2 separate regions of the Homo sapiens genome follow, and region 2 is linked to region 1. Evidence: read pairs that join two places in POLR2A ChIA-PET (ENCODE). Cell type or tissue: MCF 10A. All regions are shown on one strand. Each heading gives the region's core, and the rest is flanking DNA. Links, peaks and the distances in the headings are about the cores only.

Region 1 (7,936 bases), core at 1,105-6,104:
AAAGACTTTTTTACTCTATTACATGCTCTTGGGCTGGTGATGGCATAAAAATAATAGATAATTTACATAATGCATTTTTGCAATTCAAAGTCATACACTGTTCAGATTGAAAACCTTCAGCTGAGTGTATTTTTCACCAAACAACCTTGTTTTAAATGGTCAAAGTGAGAAATATAATAATGTTTATCGTAAAAGCTGTGAAATTGCTATTGTAAAGGTATCATAGTCACAGTGCAATTCTGGAAAGCTAAAAAAAGCAATGTGGTGTAGTTATGGGTTCTGAAAATAAACATTCACCATGCTGACTTGTGATTACAGAAAAGATTTGGTACATTAGTTGCTAATGAAAGTAGAGAGAAGGAAATGGGAATTCATTTTGGAGAATAAGAAATACAAAGGGGGAGGAATAAAACCATGACAGTTCTTATGTGTGAGTGTGAAAGTGTTAAAGGGTCAGAATGATAAAGGCAGTAACATTAATAAAATCCAGAGTCCTCGCTGGATCTAGTAGGTATTTGACATATCCAAATAGAGATTTGTGAAAGAAAATTAAGAACAGCTGAACATGTATAACCAAATACATGTAATTAACCAAATAATTAAAACATAATACATATGGAGAGGGAGAACAGGCTTGTGTGAGAAACAGCAGTCAAACAGTTTGCAAGGAAGATTTCATGTGTTCAGTTTTTCAGATCAATTATCATAGTATTACGGATTGAGATATTCTTGGGGCCAGTATTCTTTCCTCTAAATATCAAAGAAAGTTATCTTCCAGGGCAAACATGTTTTTTGTTTGCTGTACATGTTGGCACCCACTTGCTCAAATACCTCCAAAGGTTTAGTACTTCCTGTAAGATAAATGTTCCTCTAATGTGTCTTTCAACTCCCGCAAACAGGCTTAACGTCATATTTTTATGAGTATTCACATTTTTCCCAATGGAAGTCCTGCATACTCCCCGTGAACTCTCCCAGATGCAGATCAACCGACATGCCTTATATATTACCTTTCCAGACACCGGAGAATGCACTCCTCTCTGCTTGTATTGTTTCTGTTCATACTTCAGATCCTTTATCGGTGAGAAGTCTTCCCTGATTATTCCAAGCTGCAGTGGGCAATTCATTCTCAATAATTCAGTAGTGTTTGTCCAAGGCCAGAAAAACGTGAGATTTACAAACTGTCCTATTTTAATGGTTAACGTTCAAGTATTATTTTTCAAGTAGAAATATAGTAATAATACTGTGGTTGATTTATAGTAATATATTAACAGTTATAAAAATTGCCAGTTATTAAAATAGATTATCAGAGAAATAAACAACTCAAGACAGTTTTAGCTAACAAGCAATTCTACATATTTATCTGTACCATTAAAGACTGCTTTTTATATTGAAAGCAATGAGTATAACAGGACTCCCCTCTTCATATTTGGTCTTCTTTAGCTTCTTCTCAAAGTCTTCTTTTTTTTTTTGAGATGGAGTTGTGCTCTTATTGCCAGCCTGGAATGCCAGGCATGATCTTGTCTCACTGCAACCTCCACCTCCTAGGTTCAAGCGATTCTCCTGCCTCAGCCTCCCAAGTAGCTAGGATTACAGGCATGCGCTGCCACACTCAGCTAATTTTGTGTCTTTAGTAGAGACGGGGCTTCTCCATGTTGGACAGGCTGGTCTCGAACTCCCAACCTCAGGTGATCTGCCTGCCTTGGCCTCCCAAAGTGCTGGTGTTACTGGTGAGAGCCACCGCACCCGGCCTCTCCTCTCAAACTCTTTTACCATTGCTAGTGCACACTTCAGCAGGAAAAACCTTGCTTTTCCTCACCCCTGGATCTTGTCTAACATTTTAGCATGTTTAGATGGAAGGTAAGATTTCAAGGCATATTGAAATATGCAAGCTTTTTCCTCTGCATTTTTTATTTATATTTGTTAGTTTATAATATTTGTTCATTTAAATAGATAATACAGGGAGTAAATACCTTCATAGGAAGGGTACATAAAAGCATAATACAAATGGATTTTGCCTTCCACATGATAATCTTTCCAACTAAATGACTTGATAGTATCGATATTTTAATAACAACTATGTGGTGACAAATGCACGTATAAGCAGGGACTGTTTGGATAAATAGGAACATAACCTCATGCCATCATGCTGTGAGAACATGTGAGGGTGCAGTCACTGTTTTTGTGACACTGCATGGGTGTGTGTATGTGGCGTGCAGGTGTGTGACACTGAGGATTGACTGCACTTTCACAAGTTCATACATATATACATATACAGATACACACAGACGCACTTTATGTATTTTAAAATTAAATAAGATATTGAATGTTCTGTTCTGTTGCTCCATTTCCCCAAAATTCCAAATATGTAGTAACTTTCATTTAAGTGATACACTGAACACTTATAGTGATAGTGATACTAATAAGACATTTTAAATGTAATATAAATGATAGTGATACTGATATTTTCAGTGTAAGCTAAATTTGGACCCATAATTTATCACTTAAAATATCTTATCAGTATCACTGTAATACAAAACTCAAATGGAAGTTACGACATATTCAGAATTGTGGGAAATGGAGCTTTAGAATATTTTCTATTTTCATCTTCCCTAAAATAAACATTAGGCCAGTATTACCACTTTCCAAAAGAAGCTACTGCTCTTAGCAGGCAATTGTTGCTAATTTTACTTATTTTAACGAGATATTATAATAATAGAAATGTCAATAATAAAGACATACATTTATTTTATCTCATTCTCTCTGTATCCATTTTTTTAATCCTTAAATGGAAATAATGGCTATCTTTCGAAAAAACAGTTATATATACACCAATGAACAAGAACAGATATTTATTTTCCTTTACTGGAGCTAAGAGACTCTTTGCAATAACATATATTAATTGAACTACATAGTTTCAGTTAAAATTGCAAATACAAGTAAACAAGAAATAGTAAGATATGTGAATAGAAATAACAGCATCAGTTGTATATGTCTAGGTACAGTGTGGTGGTAGCAACGTTAGAGTTATAGTGAAGAACTCTCCTGGTAAACATTATTTCAGTTTGGAAGGAAGTGCTATCTAGTTGAAGACTGGAATGGAGAGCATTTGAGACAGAGTAAAGCAAGTGCAAAAACATGTAGTAGAAAGAAGAATAACCAGATTAAACAACAGAAAGAATCCGAATGTAGATGGATCCAAAAACTATTGGCAGGACAACTTCTATTATATAAAGACCTTACTGTCTACACTCAAATCCTTATAAAAAGAGAAAGCTGGATAAACTGAAAATCGATGGGTTTTCTTAGACCACATGGAGAACTGATGTTGTGAGGCAAACCACCATCCTCAAATCTGGAAAGGCAGCCACATCAAGAGAGACACAGTCAAGATCTGCATATCTGGAGCCAAAAGCTAGTATGAACTCTTACATGGTAAATTTTGATAAATTACTAGAGGACAAGTAAGAACTAGCATGAGAGTCAGAAACTCTGTGTGGGCCACAGTCTTAGTGGGATCCCTCAAGCTTTCACAGGCTTTCTCTCCAGGAACATGATCAGATTTCCACGGAGAAGACAACCCCTCATGGCTCTGTCTGAGAGGGGATATAGTAATCACTGTGAAATACACCCAAAGACCATTAAAACAACAACAAGAACAAAAACCTTTACAGAGAAAGACTTTTCCAGAACTTTAGACCAGCTTAGGGCATTGCTTCCACATCAGCTCCCTCCAGCCTTCCACTGTCTGCTATTGCGTAGCGGGGAGCAAAATTAGTGCGAGTCAGGGCTTGAAGAAAGTAGATCAGGTTGCTGTTGTCACTGAATAGAGAAAAGAGCAGGAGGTTAAAAAGAAAAAACAGCTATATCACTGAATAAATATTTGTGAATGCCACAGCCCGGAGACACAGGCCCACTAAATGACCAAGATTTCATCAGAACTATGATTAATATGTTTCAGGCTCTAAAGGAAAAAGTAGCTGGAAAATCTACTATATGGAAAATTTTGTATGCCTTCTAATATAAAGGATATACCAAAACAGGTGGGTAATGTAAGAAGAAAAGATGGGAAATGTAAGAAAGCATAAGAAAGAATTACCAGAAATTTTTAAAAACAAAAACAAAGTAACAGAAATAAACAATGTGTTTGATAGGCTTTTCAGTAGATTAGATCCAGCCAAGAATAAAAACAGTGATTATGAAAATAGTTCTAGAGAAACTTCCAAGCAGATGCTGTCGCAGGATCTTTGGGGTGTTGCTTCACCGGCCAGAAACTTCTGTGGCCAGCGGTGCCTTCTGCTTGAGTATTGCTTGTGCCTGCTGGGCTCATTCCGCCCACTCAGCCCAGTAGGCTGCGCTCCGCTTACACTATCAGCCCAGATCCCACAACTGCCAAGGGCAAGCCAGGCCTACAGCAGCGAGGGGTGTATGGTCGAGCCAGCGCAGGGTCCAACCACTGCACACTGCCAGGCACATTTGGCTGCTGCAGCGGGGCAGGCAGCTGCAGGCACTGGCACAGGTGCCAGCTCCATATGAGGCTACAGCTGGACCAGATGTACTGCATGCAGCTTCTGCTGCAGACACCCATATCTGGAAGAGGGGAGCAAGGTGGTGCCAGGAAGCCTAGAGATGCCAGAAACCGCAGAGCCCAAAGTGAGTGTCACAGCCCTGACTCAGGGAGTCCCTAGGTCTGGGCTCCGCAAAGGACCACAGCTCTTCCCTCCTTCTAGAGGCTCACAACCTGGCAAGCAGGGGATGTGTTTCAGCCCTATTTGTGTTACACCTCTTTCAGTCCTGCCACTCAGTGGGTCTCAAGTTCTTGGCCTGAATCCAGGAAGAATGGGGTATGTGGATAACTGGAGGGTGAGCAAGGCAGAGAGGAGCTTCACTGAGTAACAGAACAGCTCTCAGGAGACCTGAAGTGGGTAGTTCCTTTATGCAGGCAGGTTGTCCCAACAAGTGTCCAGCTCTCAGCAAATAGGAAGCCTGCAGTGCATAGCTCTTTATCACAGTTAGGTTTTCCCAACAAGTCGAGGAGAACTGAAGTGGGTAGCTCCTTCCCACCGCTGGTAGTCCTGACATCTGTGTGAGTCTGGCTGAGTCCAGAGGTTTTTATGGGCTCAGAAGGGAGTAAGTATGTGATGATTGGTCCATGGGTGGCCATGGATGGGCCCAGAAAAAGCACCGTAGGTTCTCACTCCAGGCCCACACTCCATCTGCAACTGGCAGCCCAAGATTCAGGCCGTCCCTGGCCAGAAGGTGGGATTTCACCAGGGATCCACCCCTTTCTGCCCAGGAATCTCTGCCTCTGCCATCAACATGCTGTCCACAGCACCCAGGCTGTTCATGCTGAGGGATGCCTGCAGGCCTGCGCTGAGCTGCCTTCAGCTCCCCCAGCCTCCCTCCTGCACTTATTGGTACCCAAAGTCCAGAGGGGGCCAAGGTGGCAAGAGGCTGGCATGTGAGTGCCACCTTGAGTGTGCACACACCTGGCCGAGTCGTGACAGTGCCTGGGCTCAGCTTCAACTTTGCTCCAAAATCAGAGTGGCCGTCAGGAGTGGAGAAGAATGGGAGCAGGTGCTTCTGGGCCTGCAGGGGCAGAGGGGCTTTCCGGGCTCCTGAGAGCTCAGTGATACCCGGGTCTGGAGCCATGGTTGGGTAGCTGCATCTATGCCTAGAAGCACAGGGCTCTATCCCTGCCAACCTGGTCAGGCACAAAGCTCCCCCCATTTCTGGTTCCCACTGGCTGCAAGGGGAACACAGCCCCATCCACGCCTCCCCCATTGTAGCTGGCATCCCCTCAGTGGCTGCTTCATATGTACAGCCACTGCCATCAATGTTATGAAATTTAAAGACAGATTTCCATTTTCCTCACTATTTCTATATGTTTTTATTAAATATTTATTTATTTATTTATTTCCGAGACAGAGTCTTGCTCTGTTGCCCAGACTGGAGTGCAGTGGCACAATCTTGGCTCACTGCAACCTCCGCCTCCCGGGTTCAAACAATTCTCTTGCCTCAGCCTCCCAAGTAGCTGGGATTACAGGTGCACACCACCATGCCCAGCTAATATTTGTGTTTTTAGTAGAGATGGGGGATTCACCATGTTGGCCAGGCTGGTCTTGAACTCCTGACCTCTTGATCCACCTGCCTTGGCCTCCCAAAGTGCTGGGATTACAGGTGTGAGCCACCGTGCCCCGCCTGAATTTTCTAAATAAATAACTTTTATATCAGCATAAACTCACGGATACTTATTTTATTCTGTGGATTATAACCCAATAGTACTGTCATTTATTTTATTTTCAAAACTTAAATATAGATGTTTTGAACAATAAAATAAATGACCCTGGCATATTATAGTCTATGCAATTGTAAATTTTTACAAAGATGACATAAAATATGGAATACTCCTACCAAGAAATAGGACACAACATTCAAGAAGTACCCTCCAGAATTCCATCCTCTGCAAGTGTAACTAGTATTCTGTCACCTAAGAGTATGACTGAATATCTTTTCCTTCTTTTTTTGTTTTATTTTTGTTGTTTAGTTGTAAGTTGTATTCTTTGGAATATAAATTTATTTCACTCAACATAGCAAATGTATTTGTTAAAAATTTCTCAGTATTCTTCATTAAAATTTTTGAGGCCTCTTAAGTCTATATTGATACATACTTTTTTATTTCTAATATTAGTAATTTGTGTTTTCTCTCCTTTGTTCTTATGAACAGTCTAATGGCTTATCAATTTTATTGATATTTCCAAGGCAGTAACATTTAAATTTTAGTTTTTTACTATTACACATTTGTTCTTCATATCACTGGTTTCTGCTGTTATCTTTACTATATTTCCTTTTAATATCCTTAGGCTTTATACAAGCTTTTCATTTTCTTGCCTCTAATTATGCAAGCTTAAATTGTTTCATGTTAGACAGTCTTTTTATATGTTAATTTAAGGCAATACTTTTTTTACTAAATACTGCTTTAGCTACATCTTACAAGTCTTAATATAGCATATTTTCCTCATCTTTTAAAGTACTTTCCTATTTCCAGTGTGATTACATCTTTGGCCCTTGGGTTGTTTAGTAGTCTATTACTTAATTTCCACATTGTTGGCCTTTTCTGGTTTTATTTATGTAATTTATTTTCATTTTAATACTACTGCGATTGGAAATATACACTTAATGATTTAATTGTTTAGGACTTGATATAGGATTTGAAATTTTATAAATTTGCATATGTTCTTGAAAAGAACATACATTCTGTAGTTGTTTAATATGGTGGTTCATATTTGTCAATTAAGTCAAATTTGTTAATTATGTTACACATATTAACTATAGATTCACTGATTTTTTGTATTTTTTGGCTACTGACAGAGAAGTGTGTTAAAAGTCATATAGTTGATACTTAATTTGCTTATTCATCCTGTTAGTTCTGTTGATTATTGATATGGACATCCTGGAGCCATCTTGTTATGTGTATAATGATTTAGAAAAGTTGCATCTTCTGCTCTCACTGTCCATTTCATTTCCTTTGCTTAGAGATAGCATCTCCTCTGGACAAGATTCTTCTACATGCTATGACATCAATCTTTTTACTGAATTATCTGAACCTCCATGATTTTTCCATGTATTTTATTGTTCCAGTCTTATCACTGGGATGGGAGTCCTATGAGTGCTCCCCCAGGTTCATATATGTGTAGACCATTCTACCAACATTGTGTTGCAGCAACTCTCTTTCCCTCTTATGATCATAATCCAGGTCACATATTTTTCCTTTCTTGTCTTTATTTGGTCATAAGGACCCCAAAATTGCCAGATCACAGTCTAAAATGTCCAGAGTATTGGAAATGTCATTGTGTCTCCTAGTAGAAGCATTTCCTTTGGAAATTAAAACCTCTGAACAAGCAAAAACTGAAAGGCGTGGAGAATGGAAACAAAGTAT
Region 2 (7,936 bases), core at 1,135-6,134, 150 kb before region 1:
CAGCTTCAGGTGTTTTCTATCTGTTGGGAGACTGCCTTTCACCGGTACCAGCTGGAATCAATTATTATGTTAGAGAGGCAGTTTAACAGCTGCCTGACCATCACCTGATGCTCTCTTGACATTCCTGGTATGTGTGGGTGGGCTTCTCCTGCCCTGCTCATGTCTGCCTACCTACTCTAACAGAAAGAATGGTTTTACAATCAACTGTATATGAGGCTATACCATCAATATTGAAATATGCTACATAAATAATATATAAATGTCCAGCTTTGAGGGAATTATTTCGTCTTGCAAGTCTAGACTGATTCATTGTTTTTCAATGAGCAGGCACAGGACTTCATAGAAAAGGAAGTTCTGGAACTCTTGTTATCCATAGCCTTTTCAGTTCATCAAAATTGAGTCAATCATTATTCTAGTTTTTTATGGCTTTAATCTTGCTGCTTATTCTCACTTTTTCTTCAAAGGAGCCACACGATCTTCTTTGTTATAACTCTGACTCTCCTAACTCCTGATGCAATACCTAAGGCCTCCTCTGTTTCCTGGATTAACTGGAATGTCAATTTTAATATTATCCTCAGTTCAGACCTGCTAATTTGAAGTCAGATGGCAAAATGTTTTATATACAAATTTTTTAGTGTATATGTTATTGAAGCTAAGGTTGGTTAAAAATGTATTTATTTGGCATATAATTAAAATGTTTAAAAATAATAATGCATGAAAAGTTACCTGTTTTTTAAAGGATTTCTGAGAAATATACATATATTTATACTTACTATGTTTTTATAACCATACGTAGTATTTTAACAAAACAAATATAATAAAAGTTCGATAACATTATTAGCATTACTACTATAAAGATATAGTTATAAAAATAATTAAAATATTCTAACATTGTAACTGTGTTTTAATATTTTCAGTGTATGTTAGCATATAGTTTAATGTGATACATACTTTACACTTTGATACATACAGAAGCATTCTATAGCACAGAGTAAAACCTTTACTTTTTTTTACACATCCACAACAGTTCTTGAGTCATCTAAGTAGAATAAAAAGCCACCTGCCAACATTCTTTGTGTATAAACACGCTTTAACTTTGTAACTCATCTGTCTGCCTACAGTCACGTCTACATCTAAGCAGCCATGCAGTGGAGAACTTGAGAGTGAAAGGCCATTCGACTTCAAACCCCAGTGGAACATGACTCAGCACAAAATGTAATATAGGCCACAAAAAATAATTGAGTTGACTGTGACATACGCTTTTCTTTTTGCAAGGAACCACATTAGACTGCCTGCTCATACTACTTTTCTATTTTATTTTCACAGTTTTGGTTTTAGTACCAATCTGCATATAATCATCACACAATTGTGATGCTTAATTTTTTTCTTCCAACATAACTCTCCACCCTATCCTGCATCTTTCCTCACTTTGCATATAATTATGTTTCTTCCTGACTAATTTACAGATATGTTGAATTCTAATTCTATTCAGGAGTAACTATGCATGGCATGATATATTATTTTTCAAGTCTGCTCACCCTGTAAACTTATTATACAAAAAGAGTAAAATGATGACTACCTTTTAGAAATATTTCATATTGCCATGGATGAATTTTCCAAGACTATGAACATTATCCACTCCTCTTATTCATTCTTAATAAGATTATACTCTCTTATTAGCTAAGCAAAATTCATTTCCTATAGCTAATATACATCAGTTGATCACTTGCTATTTCAAGCTTAGATGATCATTTCCTATAGCTGATATTCATTGGTTGACCACTCGCTGCATCATTTCCTTGAACTATTAACTATTATCAGAATGAATTTACAAATAATCATATAGTTGAATAATACGTATTAGACTTTCCTTTTCTGTTTGTAAATAACAGAGATAAGATATTGTGTTGGGAAAGAGCTAGAATAAATGTGAAAATAACTGGTTAAACTACTTGCTTTTATAAAACTGCTTGACCATAAGTGACTGAGTAGATTTAGCTGGTAAATTGAGAATTATATTCACATTACATATGGGTTATCCATGAGTTAGATTGTTCCAATGTAGTTAAATGGAAAGAGGTAGATACTCTGGCAGAGTTCTCAGATATTTAAATTTTATTTTCTGTCAGATGGAATCAATGCTGACAAATTCAAAGGAATTCTGTTAGAGCGGGGTAAGATATCATCTATAAAATGCATAGCATACTGTGTGGCACATGGTAGAATATACACATATTAACTTTCTCATTATAATTGTAGAATATTAAAGAGTTTTGTTATTGTTACTCTTGTGCTTTTTGTGTTCATTTTTATTATTTAATCAACCTCTTTGAAGTAATAATTCATTTTTGTAATATTATTTTTCCATAAGTTCCAAGAAAGAAACAGGAGTCCACAGGGGTATTTTGACAAGGAGACTCACTGGGGGCAGGTACTACAGGGAGAATGGGTTGAAATGAATGAGATCAATGTCACAGATGTCTAAAGGAAGGAGGTTGCAAAGTTGTTCAATATGGAATATTTTTTCAACATAAATGCTGGGTATTGTGTAATATGATATTTCCTTGTAACCTCATAAAACATTAGTGATAAGAAAGAAATTAGTAAATGCATACAGAAATGGGATTGCTTATGTATACCAATTAAAGACTAAATAGCAGGCATTTCAGTGTAAACAATACTGGTGAGGAAAATCTGACAGCTAAGAATTTTTTGTTGTCGTTAGTAGCTCATTATGCTAAAATAAATCTCTTTAATTGGATGACTTTTTATTCTGGATAACTTAAGTTTTATTTTATTGGAAAATGTATAACTGATACAGCATAATGGTTAAGTACATGGGTACTAAAGAGAGATTGCAGTGACGGGGGAAGGGAGAGTCTATTCCTGGCTCTGCCACTCATTAACTGTCATCCCTTGGCCGTGCTACTTATTATCTTTGCCTCAGAACTCTTCTGAAAAACCAGGATAATGATACTACCTGTCTCGTAGGATTGTTTTAAAGATGAAATGTGTAAATATTCATAAAGCCCTCACGATGATGACTGGGGAATATTAGGCGCTGAAAGCTCCTATTTATTGGGAAAACCAATATTAACAACATTCATATCTGCACTAAATCCTCATTGAAATATGGGCTAACTAAATGCCTACAAAAAAGACTGCTGAGTAGAAATGTGGTCATAAAGTTAATTATCAATGAGTAAACAATTTATAATGATGAAGATAATAAATGTAATGTCATCACACTGAGGAAAAAAACAGTAGTCTTTACTTAGTAACTAGTACAATTATGAGTTTCTAACCTCACCGGATTTTTTCAGACTTTTTATCAACTTTTCGATGGTAACTTGAATGAGCATGTAAAAGTATGCTACAGAATAATGGAGAGGATGGAAATTAAATGGCAGTCTTACTCTTAGAGTTCAGAAACACACTTTGAGACATGAATGTGAGTGCAGATGGTTTATGTGGTAATCATGAAGAAAAGGAGAAATGAGAGAGATAAGGGGAGATAATCAATACAGTGTGCCTCCATGAGAAATTTACTGCTGTGGTAAACCTGGGCCCAGTCCCACTGGGGACCTTTAGAAATGTATTTAGAAGCCAACTTAGTGCTTGTCCACCTAAGAGTTGAAAGATCTGAGGTATCTGTCTACCAAGTCCACCCCATCACTCTCCCCACATGGTAATTTTCTAGCTCCTGCGGCTTGTCCTGTGTTTGACCAGACCTGCCCCTGCAGCCAGAGGCTGTACTCAGCAGAATCTGCCACTTGTTTTGTAAGAAAGAGCTTCTACTCCAGGCAAGATCCTTGGGTTCAGGCAAGATGGATGCCTGAATTGGCCTCATACTTTGGACAGCAGTGCATATCACAAACTCCTTAACACAAAGAATTAATTTTTCCTTTGGGGGCTCATATGAAAAATTTTTTGAACTTTGGTAACCTTTAAGCATGAGAGGTTTGGTATGGAATTCTGTGTGAGTGGAACTGAGCCCTCCCTGTCAGGGATGTGAGATTGACAGCACAGAAGTGAATGAGCAGGAAAAAAAATCACAGCCACTCTGTGAAGCCAGAGGATGAATATGTGTGGCTTCTTTTGCTGAACAGTGCAAATAAAAATAATTCATGGGAATAACAGGAAAGATGTTACCCAGTTCCAGACAATGCCTATGAGAAGAGGAATGGAATTTGTAGGAAAGAGAAATATGTTACTGGACTTGGAAACTTGAAAATAAAAAGGAACAAGCTACTATTTGGACAAGATATGTGTTGGGAAGATTTCAGGTTTGTCTGTGATTGTGGTAAGGCATTACAGCTGAGAGGTTTTAAAGTATCATGTTGGAATTAATTTAACATCTCCAGGCCAAAAGAAATGGAGCTTTTTTTAAGGAAAAATAATAATAATATAAGAGAGAAGGCAGAAAATACAGAATTTAGTTTTTGAGGTTATGGGTCATGTGGCCCAAAGAACTACATGTTTGGAAGTCAAAGTGATATTAAGAATAGTTCCAGTAATACACATAACTTGGAAAAATTAAATCTATGAAGAGTTGAAAGAATTCAAGATTAATTTCTGAGATTTTAATGGCACTGTATATTAGGCAGTTGGGATTGGGCAGGAAAGTGTGGATGTTTGCCAAAACAGAATGTAAATTTGTAGCTAGAGGTGGGGTGCAGTGAAAATTACTGAAGGAGCTGAAGTTGGAAGGGCTAAGATGGTGGGAACAGGGCTTGGAGCCAGGGGGAAAGCAAGACACAAGCCAGAGCTGAAAGAAGAGTGGGAATGGAGCCAAGGCTATTATTAAGACAGTAGAATGGAAGTTTCAGAGAGATGGGAAGGAAAGAGAGATGAGACTCAAATACAGCATTAGGGACTACACCATGGAAAGGGGTGGGAAAACAAGCCACAGTTATACAAACCATATGAGGTTCATTTTTCTAATAAGTAGACTTAAAGATACATGTAACAAAAATTAAAACAAAAAGGCCTAGGACAGACTTTCCTTCAGCATATAAACTGAGCATTCAATGGCCAACTGTAGAGGAAAGGCATACAGTTCATTCATCTATCATAGCTTTGTTTGCCATGATTTCATGTCTGTTTTTTCATTGTTTTATCTTTTTTGGATAATAAACACTTTTTTTTATTTGAGATGGAGTCTCGCTCTGTTGCCCAGGCTGGAATGCAGTGGTGCAATATCCACTCACTGCAAGCTCCACCTCCTGGGTTCACACCATTCTCCTGCCTCAGCCTCCTGAGTAGCTGTGACTACAGGTGCCCGCCACAATGCCTGGCTAATTGTTTGTATTTTTAGTAGAGACAGGGTTTCACCATGTTAGCCAGGATGGTCTCGATCTCCTGACCTCATGATCCACCTGCCTCAGCCTCCCAAAGTGCTGGGATTACAGACGTGAGCCACCATGCCCGGCCAAATAGTAAACATTTTTAACAACTTCTATCACATGTTCAATTTTTATACTATTGCATTTGCATAAAAAAGAAGAAATTAAAAAATGCACTAGATAAGAATGTAGTGGAAAATCAGTGTTAGGGAAAAGAGAGCAAGTTTTTTATGCTACCATCCATTTTTCCTGTTAAATTAATTAAAAGGAGGCTGCCAGCCTAAAGCTGTCTCTGTACTTTGAATTACTAAATAACAAACTGAAAACTATTTTAGTGTGTAAACAAACTAAACCCTAATTTAAGAGTATATTTTGTAATAAACTGCTGAATTTTAGCCAATCACAGGCAGTCAGTTGATCAGACCATGACCAAATAAGACAAATGCCTCATCACACCATGCCCAAGTAAGGGAGATGTATAGATGTAGCCAGTCAGGTGGTTTCTGTACTTTGCTTCCATGCTCACCCTATAAAAGCTTGCTGCTCATGCTGCTGGGCAGTGTTCTCTGAACCTCTTCTGGTTCTGGCTGTTGTCTGATTCATGAATTGTTCAACGCTCAAATAAAATCTGTTAAATGTAATTTGTCTAAAATTTATCTTTTAACATTTCTCACATTGGAATTCCTTGCCAAGGAAGTTAGACACACCTAGATGAAAGTACAAAGGGGAGACCAAGTACCAATTTAAATATAGCTGAGCAAGCACTCAATACTCCCTGTTTTGGAGAAAATTCAGTTTGAAAAGCTAGCTGAGTTGAAGACACTTGCATGAGTTTTTCTTTTTCTGAATCTAAGTTTCGAATTTTATGAAAAAAATCCATAAAACGTTTCTGGAAATCCGGAGTGAGATTTGGAGAATCTGTTGACCACATCCATTCCTGAAGCAAAGGAAGAGAGAGAGAGATCTAGGTAGCTGATTTTTAAAAAGAATAACCATGTGAACCAATTTTATCTGTTTAGATAGTGACTTGGTACTTAAACAATCAATTTTAAATGTATCTTTTCTTAGGGGAGGTGGCAAGCCTCTTAAGGCAGCAAGCAAAGCAGGGCCAGATGAAGGAAACAAAATAGGAGCTTAAAGTCCAGCAATACAATATTCATTCATGTATGTATTTATGCATTTAATAAATATTTATGAAGTGTCCATATGTGCCAAACATTTTCTTTTAGTTGCTGGGGACCAGATTCATTAGAAGCCAAGACAAGTCTCTATATAGGGAGAGTTTTCAACTCTAGTGGAAACCAACAAGCAAAAAAAGAAAATATCAGATATTGGAATATGCTATGTAGAAAGTGACTGACTTTCATGGAAGAGTGATAAGAAGACTTCCTTAGGTAGAACAGACACATAGCCTACTCCGAGGGTGTGGAAGTTTAGCTGATTCCTCAATGCTAAGCCAGCTAAAACATATACGAAGAAAGTATAGCAGGCAAAACAGTCAGCAAATTTAAATATATTATGATGAAGGAAAAGTTTTATTTGTTTTAGAAAGAGGAAGACAGCCAGAGCAAGAGGAATTCAGTAGCTTGAGGGGAAAGTAATGAGACATGGTTTCGTAAGAGTTGGCAAGAGCCTCAGAGGGCCCAGAAGAAAAGAGTGCCAACTGTCTACTTCATTCTAAGTTCATTGGGAAGCCTTTTTGAGTTTTAACCAGGTAAACAACACGGACTTCTATTTATAATCATTGGAATATGTGGACACCATGTACAAATAGATTCATCAAGCTGAGAAATTGATTTTTTATTAAAAAATACACAATTCATTTCAGAGCATGTCTTAACTCATTTATAATAGTATTAACAAAGATGTAAGTTAATGTTCATAACAATTTTAGGAAATGAGGAAAAAAAGAGTAACCATTTCAAAATGGTGTTTTGCTAGTCACTGCTTGTTTGCTTGGAAACCTCACTTTCCCCCAACTCTGCTCTGAGTTTCAAGGGATGACCCTTGTAAACTGTATTTCCTGGTTCCACTGGGAACTATCTTTCAGTTAAATTTCATCACTGGGATGCTCTGGAAGGAGACTGGAGGACAAAAGGTGAAGGAAGCCAAGGCACTATCTCCCTCTTCACTTCAGGTGACACCTCTGGCAGTGACTACATGCCCTCTCTGAGAAGCAACTGCTAGCTTTAGAATCCACCAGGCAGTTCAAGTTGCTGAGTTCTGGTAACATCCACTCCTCTTTTTGAACCTTGAGCCCAGTGGGTGAAGTACCTTAATCTGTTGCTAATTTGTGTTTCACCTTCTTGGCCATTGCATCTTTTTGCAACTGTCATGATTAGATTCTTCTATTGAATTCTCTCTATTTAATTATCTGAGTTGGATTATGTTTCTTTGGTTGGACCATGAGTGACATAAATTCCTACCCCTTCTTTGGCTTATTTCAATATAATATACTTCTAAGCTGATAATTAGGATAATGCTTTATATTTATAGAGCATTTTCACTATTATCTTACACAAGGAATTTGTATTTTATTTAATCTATTTTTATTTATAATGTTCCCAGTAAGAAGTACTTCCAGAAATAAA

What was found. ChIA-PET counts read pairs that join two places held together with the same protein. Peaks named below come from ENCODE experiments on the same cell type or tissue, not always from the same donor. Only the 100,000 strongest peaks of a DNase experiment are listed, where the experiment ranks them.
Region 2: POLR2A ChIA-PET joins it to region 1 with 6 read pairs; 2 of 35 experiments call an interaction of 5 or more read pairs at or near these places.

What each region holds. Positions count from the first base shown.
Region 1 is chr13:85,505,591-85,513,526 of GRCh38, reverse strand. The region is part of intron 1 of LINC00351 (long intergenic non-protein coding RNA 351); the gene reads right to left. Among named protein-coding and RNA genes, the nearest start is that of LINC00351, 150 kb to the right of the region's middle. In MCF 10A, for the core only: no CTCF peak of the experiment used is centred there; DNase peaks (open chromatin) are centred at 3,796 and 4,296.
Region 2 is chr13:85,658,697-85,666,632 of GRCh38, reverse strand. No RefSeq gene overlaps it. Among named protein-coding and RNA genes, the nearest start is that of SLITRK6, 140 kb to the left of the region's middle. RefSeq lists an enhancer at 644-1,843. In MCF 10A, for the core only: no CTCF peak of the experiment used is centred there; no DNase peak of the experiment used is centred there.